Regions from separate parts of the Homo sapiens genome. Here region 1 is linked to region 2. A link is an interaction called in ENCODE POLR2A ChIA-PET data of the cell type or tissue named here. Cell type or tissue: PC-9. All regions are shown on one strand. Each heading gives the region's core, and the rest is flanking DNA. Links, peaks and the distances in the headings are about the cores only. Region 1 has its middle 8.0 kb from the start of PLK4. Region 2 has its middle 58 kb from the start of INTU.

Region 1 (4,405 bases), core at 179-4,178, 300 kb after region 2:
CAGCAAAAGAACAAATAATAAAACTTGTCTTCACAGAGGACATTCTAGTGGGGGAACAGACCATGAGCAGAATAAAGAAGTATGATGTTAAAGCGTGTAAGGGAAAATAAAGCAGAGAGGCCAGGCTGCCTGAGATTCTTCTTCTGAAAATAAAGCAGGGAAGGGAAATAGGGTTTTCCAGGAAAAGGGAGGGACTTGAAGTTTTTAAATAGAATGAGCAGGGAAGGCTGTGCTGAAAAGTTAACATCAGATACAGACTTGAAAGAGGAGAGGGTGAGTCACTTAGCCCTCCAGGCTGAGAGAAGAGCAAGTGCCAAAGCTGGAGTATGCTTGGTGTATTGGGAGAAGTCAGAAGGCCAGTGTGGCTGGAGTGAAGTGGATGTAGGGAAAACAGCAGGAGTGAGGTCAAGCAGATACGTGATGGGAAAGAAGACCACGTGGAGGAGCATGGTAAGCTACTGAAAGGACTTCAGCTTTTACTCTGAGTGAGATGGGGACCACTGCAGAGATTGAGCAGAGGGCCAACATGATCTAAAATGTTTTAACAGAATTTCACTGGCTTCCATGCAGTGAATAGACAAAGTGGGGCAGGAGCAAAAGCAGGAAGAATGAATAATGGATGCCAGCACTTGACGTGTGGTGCTTTGGAGTGGGCTTTGGAGCCAGGCTGCCTCAGATTCTTAATCTGTAAAATAGTATCTGTTCTTCACCAATAAAATGGAAAAAGAATAAACCTAATGTGAGGATTAGATCAGCTAATGTGGGCAAACTTCTTAGAATAGTGCCTGGCACATTGTAAATATTCATTAAATGTTGACTTTCCTTACTTTTCTCAGAGCCTAGGATACATGCTATGAGGGTACCACACCGCTATTTGACACATAGTGGGCAAGACGGTAGGACTTGAATAAGTTTTGGGGGGGATCTTGTTCCTATGTCTTGATTTTAGGAGAGTAGTTAAGCAAAGCAAGTATCAGATGCTGCCTTGAAATCTAGAACCTTATTCTTTTCATGTGATGATAGTGACAAAGCAACTGACACCAACTCTGATTACAGAAAGTAGGGAATTGGTGAATTGAATGTGTACTGCTACTTAAAAAAATAGAGACATGGCTGGGCGTGGTGGCTCACACCTGTAATCCCAGCACTTTGGGAGGCTGAGGCGGGCAGATCATGAGGTCAGGAGATCAAACCATCCTGGTGAACATGGTGAAACCCCGTCTCTACTAAAAATACAAAAATGAGCTGAGTGTGGTGGTGCACGCCTGTAATCCCAGCTACTCCGGAGGCTGAGGCAGGAGAATCGCTTGAACCCGGGAGGTGGGGGTTGCAGTGAGATTGCACCACTGCACTCCAACCTGGGTGACAGAGCGAGACTCCATCTCAAAAAAAAAAAAAGAAAGAAAAGAAGAAAAAGAAATAGAGATGTAGCTATGATTATGATTAAATAGATGAAGAACCAAAGCATCCTATAAGGAAGTATCTTTAAAATTGCACAGATGTCAGCCGGGTGCAGTGGCTCACGCCTGTAATCCCAGCACTCTGGGAGGCCAAGGTGGGTGGATCACCTGAGATAAGGAGTTCAAGACCGCCTGGCCAACATGGTGAAACCCTGTCTCTACTAAAAAAACAAAAATTAGCCGGGCATGGTGGTTGGCACCTGTAATCCCAGCTACTCAGGAGGCTGAGGCAGGAGAATCACTTGAATGTGGGAGGCAGAGGTTGCGGTGAGCTCAGATCGTGCCACTGCACTCCAGCCTGGGCAACAGACAAGACTTTTTCTAAATAATAATAATAATAATAAATAAAATTGTATAGATGTCAGCTGGTGCAGCGGCTCACGCCTGTAATCCCAGCACTTTGGGAGGATGAGATAGGCAGGTCACCTGAGGTCAGGAGTTCGAGACCAGCCTGGCCAACATGGCAAAACCCCGTCTCTACTAAAAACACAAAAATTGGCCAGTGGTGGTGGTATGCGCCTGTAATCCCAACTGCTTGGGAGGCTGAGGCAGGAGAAGCCCTTGAACCCAGGAGGCAGAGGTGGCAGTGAGCCGTGATCAGGCCATTGCACTCCAGCCTGGGCGACAGAGCGAGACTCTGTCTCAAAATAAATAAACAAATAAATAATCTTATAATTATTAAATGAATTGGAGAGGACAGTGATGTTAGCAAGATGGCAGAGTATTGTTATGGATAATAATAGTTATCCATAAATGATAATAACTTTGGGAGGGATCAAGGGCCCATTTAAGAACTTGTGGTAACACAGTGGAGGAGAAAAATGGAGAATAACCAATGTGGAACAGTCAAAGGACAGCAGTATACCTGAGACATCTAGAGACAGGAACAAAAGACAAGGGTAGGAGCTATTAGTATCAGCCGCACAGCATGGGCTACTGTGGTCCCCACTCACCTGCTCTATAGAGGACACCAGCAACTGAGGTAACCAACAGCCATCCCCACTGCAGACCCCTCCACTACCACCAGAGAGGGAAACATGGCTATGCCCCCTCCAAAGGCGCCACTGTTGGGCTTTTCAGGACTGGAGCCATCATCCCTCACAATCCCGTGCTAATCCCTGACATCTGAACTATGGTCATTTCTCTGTCATGCTTCCTGTTACGCCTGAAGAACTGTGGGTCAATTAAACTTCTTTTCTGCATAAATTACCCAGTCTCAGGTAGTTCTTTATAGCAGTGTGAAAACAGACTAATACACCATACTACACAAAGCAATCCACAGATTCAGGGAAGTCCCTATCAAAATTGTAATGGCATTTTTCACAGAAATAGAAAAAGCAATCCTAAAATTTACCTGGAATTACAAAAGACCTTGAGTAGCCAAAGCAATCTTGAGCAAAAAGAAGAAAGCTGGAGGCATTATACTACCTGATTTCAAAATAATTTATAAAGCTATAGTAATTAAAACAACATGGTACTGACATAAAAACAGACATATAGACAAATGGAACAGAATAGAGAGCCCCAAAATAAATCCATACATTTAGGCAATTGATCTTCAACAAAAGTGCCAAGAACACACAATATGGAAAGGACAGCCTCTTCAATAAAGGGTGTTGTCAAAACTAGACCTCCACATGCAGCAGAATGAGAGTGAACCCTTATGTCAGCTGATATACAAAAATCAACACAGAATGGATCAAAGATTTAAACACAAGACCTGAAACTGTAAGACTATTAGAAGAAAATATAAAGGATAAGCTCCATGATATTTGTCTAGGCGATGATTTTTTTAAAATATGACCCCAAAAGCACAGGCAACAAAAGCAAAAATTGGCAACTGAGATTGTGTCAAACCAAAATGCTTCTGCACAGGCAAGGAAACAATCAACTGAGTGAAGAGACTACCCATGACTTGGGAGAAAATATTTGCAAACCATACATCTGATAAAGGGTTAATATCAAAATAAAGAACTCAACTTGATAGCAAGAAAGAAGTAATTTTATTAAAAAATGGGCCAATGACCTGAAAAATCACTTCTCAAAATAAGATACACAGCCAAGCGCACCTCTAGTCCCAGCTACTTCGGAGGCTGAGGCAGGAGGTTCACTTGAGCCTAGGAGTTTGAAATGAAACTGGGCAACATAGTAAGACCCTGTCTCATATTTTTTTAAAAGGGAAGAAGATATACAACTGGCCAAATAAAATATTTTAATTTTCACATTATTTACTGATGTGTATTTTAAAGAAATAAAGAAACAAAATAATAGTTCTTTATATTTATCTACATAGTTCCCATTTCTTTCTTTCTTTTTTTTTCTTTTTTGAGACAGGGTTTCACTCTGTCACCCAGGCTGGAGTGTGGTGGTGCGATCTCAGCTCACTGCAACCTCCACCTCCTGGGTTCAAGCGATTCTCGTGTCTCAGCCTCCCAAGTAACTGGGATTACAGGCACACTCCACCACACCCAGCTAATTTTTTATTTCTGGTAGAGACAGGATTTCACCATGGTGGCCAGGCTGGTCTCGAACTCCTGGCCCAAGTGATCCGCCTGCCTCGGCCTCCCAAAGTGATTGGATTACAGACATGAGCCACCATGCCCAGCCCATAATTCCCATTTCTGATGTTCTTGATTACTTTCTGACAATATGAGTTTCTATTTCTTATCAAATCCACACAGTGTGAAAAAATTCCTTTGGCATTTCTTGTAGTGCAGGTCAGTGGATGATGAATTATCTTGTTTTCATTTATCTAAATTACTGTTTTTGTTAGATAATAGAATTCTGAATTGACAGGGGCTTTCTTCATCAGCACTTAAAGATGTCAATTCACTGTCTTTTTCCTTCCATTATTTCTTGTGAGAAGTCAACATCATTTATGTTACTTTTTTGTGTGTGTAATATATTGATTTTTGTCTGGTTGTTTTCAAGATTTTTCTCATTAT
Region 2 (4,385 bases), core at 386-4,385:
ATAATTGCATATATTTGTAGGGTACAGTGTGATGTTTTATATATTATATGTTGTGGAATTATTAGATCAACTTAATTAACATATCTATCGCCTCACATACTTAACCACAAATTCTCTCTTATTCCATATCAAATCTTTCTCATTTTCAGGGTGATTCCTCCTTTTACTAATGAACTTCTTTATTCTTTTTATTATATCTTATTTTTTATTCTCTTTATTATAATCTTATTTTTATTCTCTTTACTATATCTTCTTTTATCAATGAACTTCTTTATTCTCTTTATTATATCTTCTTTACTTCTTTATTCTCTTTATTATATCTCATTTTTAATTTTATTAATCCCCTTCTTATCTTTATTATTTCCTTCTTTTTACTTTATTATGTTTATTCTACTGTGCTTGTTCAAATTTCTAAAGAGACTGAATTAAGTCAATAATGTTTAAATTTCTTCTTTTATAATACAAGTGTTTGAGGCTTGGGGTTTTTTTAATTTCCAAATATAGGGAATTTATTTTATCTTGTATCATCTTATTGATCTCTAACATAATTGTCTTGAGAGAAACAAAAATATGATCTATAGCATATTAATTATTTGAATTATTGCTCTATGGCCTGGAATTTAGTCCGTTTTTGTAAATGATCCACATGAACTTGAAAAGAATGGATCTACATCAATTGCAGGGTTCTACTTTCTATATAAGTTCATTAGATTAACGTAATTAGTTCATGCTAATTATGTTGCTGAAGTCTTCCATATTGTTACTAATTTTTTTGTTGGCTTAATCTATAAATTGCTGAGAAGACCATTAAAATTTTCCAAGGTGATATTTACCAATTTGATAAACAGTGGATACATAGTAAATATAACAATTTTTATTTGCAGTTCTATTAATTTTTGCTTTTTGTATGCAAAGTTATGTTATTATTCTAGGAAGGATAAATTAATTCTTTTTAAGTTAACTATGTACTGGTTTTCTTTCACCCTGTTTAAACTTCAAGTCTATTTGTCCAACAGTAATATGGCTATACCAGCTTTCATTTCACACATATTTACCTATCTTTTCCTATCCTTTTACTTTCAACTTTTTGGTATCGTTACAGGGGTGTGTGTCTGTGTGTGGTGTGTGTGTGTGTGTGTGTGTGTGTGTGTGTGAGTGATCCACTATAACAATGTTTTGCTTTTAAATAGAGAATTTAACTAATTTATATTTATTGAAAACATATTTTTTATTTATGTATTTTGTGCTTTCATTTTATCCTGCTTTTTCTACATTTATTTCTTTTTCCTTGACTTCTTTTGGATTAACTGATTTTTTGACACTTCTTTGCTTTATTCTCCTCTAAAAGCTTGAAAAATATATAATCTATTTCTATTTTCTTATGACTTCCCAGAAACTTAACATACGTAATTAACAAAATCTGAAGTTAATCAACCTCTTTCTTGTCAACCAAACAATTCATGGAATTTGGAGTGTTTTTAATACAATGATCATCATTAGACTCCCTACTGAAGTAATACTATATTGTCCAGTAGAAAAAAACTAAGCCAGAACAAGAAAGATCAGGAGTACTGAGAAAAATGGGCAAGTTGCCATTTTAAGTACAGTAAAGGTTCAGGCCTCATTAAGAAGACATTTGAGCAAAGACTTGAAAGAGATAGTGTTAGGCAGAATCTGGGGGGACAGCATTCCAGGCAAAGGGATCCACAGGTGCAAAAGCCGTAGGAAAGAAACAAGCCTAGAGAGTTCTAGGGACAGCAGGGGGTGTGGCTGGAGCAGAGTGAGCTGAAGGAAAATACTAGATGCAGTCAGACAAGCAATGAAGGGTCAGCTCAGGTGGGACTTTCTTGGTCGTTTTAAAAATCTGTAGCTTTAACATGTGGAGCTTTTGGGGAATTTTGAGCAGAGAAGTGACATAACTACTTTTATTTTTAAAGTTCTCTCCCTTAATTTAAATACTAAGATACTAGAGAATTTTCTCAGAAACAGCGTTTCATTTCTACACATACATGCACATACAAATGCCATCGTATTTGGATGAAAGGAAATAAGAACATCTTATGGGAGACACTTTTAAATATGTGTGTTTCGTGTTGATTAAACTTTTTATAGTCCTAGTTTTTCTGTAGAAAAAGTTAAAATCATAGATGATCAGAAAGAAAAATTATGTCTAATTGTCCAAAGAATACCACAATTGAATTATATTGTAAATATATAATACATAAAATATCTGCTTTGTCCCTTAACAACATACTATGAAATTTCTTCATCCAAGCAAATATCTATCTACATTAGTTTTTCATGGTTAAATAATATTCCATTCAATAAATGAATTATGTATTAATTTTCTCTTTTTTGAGACACGGTTTCACTACTGTCCCCCAGGCTGGAGTGCAGTAGCATGATCTCAGCTCACTGCAACCTCCACCTCCCAGGTTCAAGCGATTCTGCTGCCTCAGTCTCCCAAATAACTGGGACAACAGGCATGCACCACCATGCCCAGCTAATTTTTGTATTTTTAGTAGAGACGGGATTCTGCTATGTTGGCCAGGCCGGTCTCAAACTCCTGACATCAAGCAATCCACCCACCTCAGCCTTCCAAAGTGCTGAGATTACAGGCATGTGCCACCATGCCCAGCCCCATAATTAATTTTTAAAACTTTTAAAATTCCCCCATATGTTTAAGGTACTTCCTATGTTTACTATTCTTAATAACTCTTCAATGAACAACTTTGCATTTGCAAGTTTGTTTACTTGTTCCACTACTTCCTGGATATAAATTTTTGGATGTGGTTTTGCTAAGTCAATTTTCAAATTTTTAAGATTCCTAAGTCTTTGGAATCCTCCTGCTCCTTTAGCTTTCTGAAAAATGATTGAATGTATTCCTTTGACACAGTCACCCCCAGGCTGTTGGTCAATAAATCCACATCTTACCCAAGCTGTATAGTGCCAAAGAGTATTTAGCCAGGTGTGGAGAGAGAACAGAACAAGCCAACTCTCCAGAATCCTTTGGGATATGTGCATAATGGTCTTCTCCCACAAGGAAAACAAAACAAAGATACGGCAAAAATTCAAAGAAAACCGTGGAACTCAATAACACACTATTCTTTGGTTTCAGCATTTCTTGATGATTATTATGTCATTTGCAAATGATGGTTCAGGTTATTCTTCTCAGATAACACATATTTATCTTCTCCAAAGATGTTAGCCCTTTATGTCTTCCTTCTGAATGTTCTTTAAAACACTGTCTCTGGAGAGAAGAAAAGAATTAAAAACAAGGAAGAATTTCTGGCAGAACAGTATGGTCTACACCATTAAATGTGCTCTGTCTTTCTTCCTCATTTCTCCCCTAGTCCATAACTCTTTAGAAAAAAAAAAAATGCTGATAGAATTATTCTCCTTAATCTCTGCGCAGTTTAATTTGGAAATATTCCTAGAACAACATGGCAAAATAATTTAGGGCATGTAAAAACGGTGAAGTAGACCTTGACCAAAATTCAAGCAATCACTGAGGGATGGATCGGTCAGAGGACCTGGGGACTTGAAGACAGGGCTATGGCAGTAGGAACACCTAACAGGGGGGTTTTAACACCCCTTTACCTCCCTGTATGATCCAGTGCTTGCTCAAAGAATTAGGGAGAGGAGGTATCCTGAAGACACCACCAAACTGGGAATATAAAGGGTTTGTTTTGAGGCTTGAGACCCAACTATCCCAATTATCAACTTAGAACATTATCACTTAGAAGCAATACAGCACAGTAGTCAACAACCTGGGCTTTGGAGTCAAGCAAAGGAAATACGGAAGGCTTTGTCCCAAAACTCAAGCAGCCTAGATACTGGAATTTTTTTCATGTCTAAACATAAACCATGAATATTCAGAGAGCCTCTCTTAAAAACAGTCACACTGTCAGCAGAGAGGAAGGTTGCAGCTGCCCTTGAACATCTCTGCCACTTATTAGGGCACACCCCATGGGGACCATAATGCTCACCCCATGTGGCGGCTGTGAGGATCAAGTGTGTAAAGCACTCAGCATAGTGCTTGACACAGAATGCTATAGCTATGATTATGCTATTAATAAGATTACTTACCCTTTCTAGATCACAATTGACTCATCTATGAAATAAAAAGATGGTACTTGATGATTACTACAGTTTCTTTTAATTCAATTCTAATTAAAGTATATTAAATATAAAATACTGTGCAAGCACAAAATTTGCACCTACATTAAAGATTTAATCAAAACACTTGAAATTAAAATATATACTTTATTCACTTGTGAACTATTCTCAGATCAATACAATCATCACAGTTAAATGCATGTCACCATATCTAAAAACTGAGCCCTCAATTTTCATTTAACCCAGGGAGGTACAGAAATACACAT

What was found. ChIA-PET counts read pairs that join two places held together with the same protein. Peaks named below come from ENCODE experiments on the same cell type or tissue, not always from the same donor. Only the 100,000 strongest peaks of a DNase experiment are listed, where the experiment ranks them.
Region 1: POLR2A ChIA-PET joins it to region 2 with 6 read pairs; 2 of 35 experiments call an interaction of 5 or more read pairs at or near these places.

The regions. Positions count from the first base shown.
Region 1 is chr4:127,870,648-127,875,052 of GRCh38, forward strand. No RefSeq gene overlaps it. Among named protein-coding and RNA genes, the nearest start is that of PLK4, 8.0 kb to the right of the region's middle. In PC-9, for the core only: no CTCF peak of the experiment used is centred there; no DNase peak of the experiment used is centred there.
Region 2 is chr4:127,573,179-127,577,563 of GRCh38, forward strand. No RefSeq gene overlaps it. Among named protein-coding and RNA genes, the nearest start is that of INTU, 58 kb to the right of the region's middle. In PC-9, for the core only: no CTCF peak of the experiment used is centred there; a DNase peak (open chromatin) is centred at 2,823.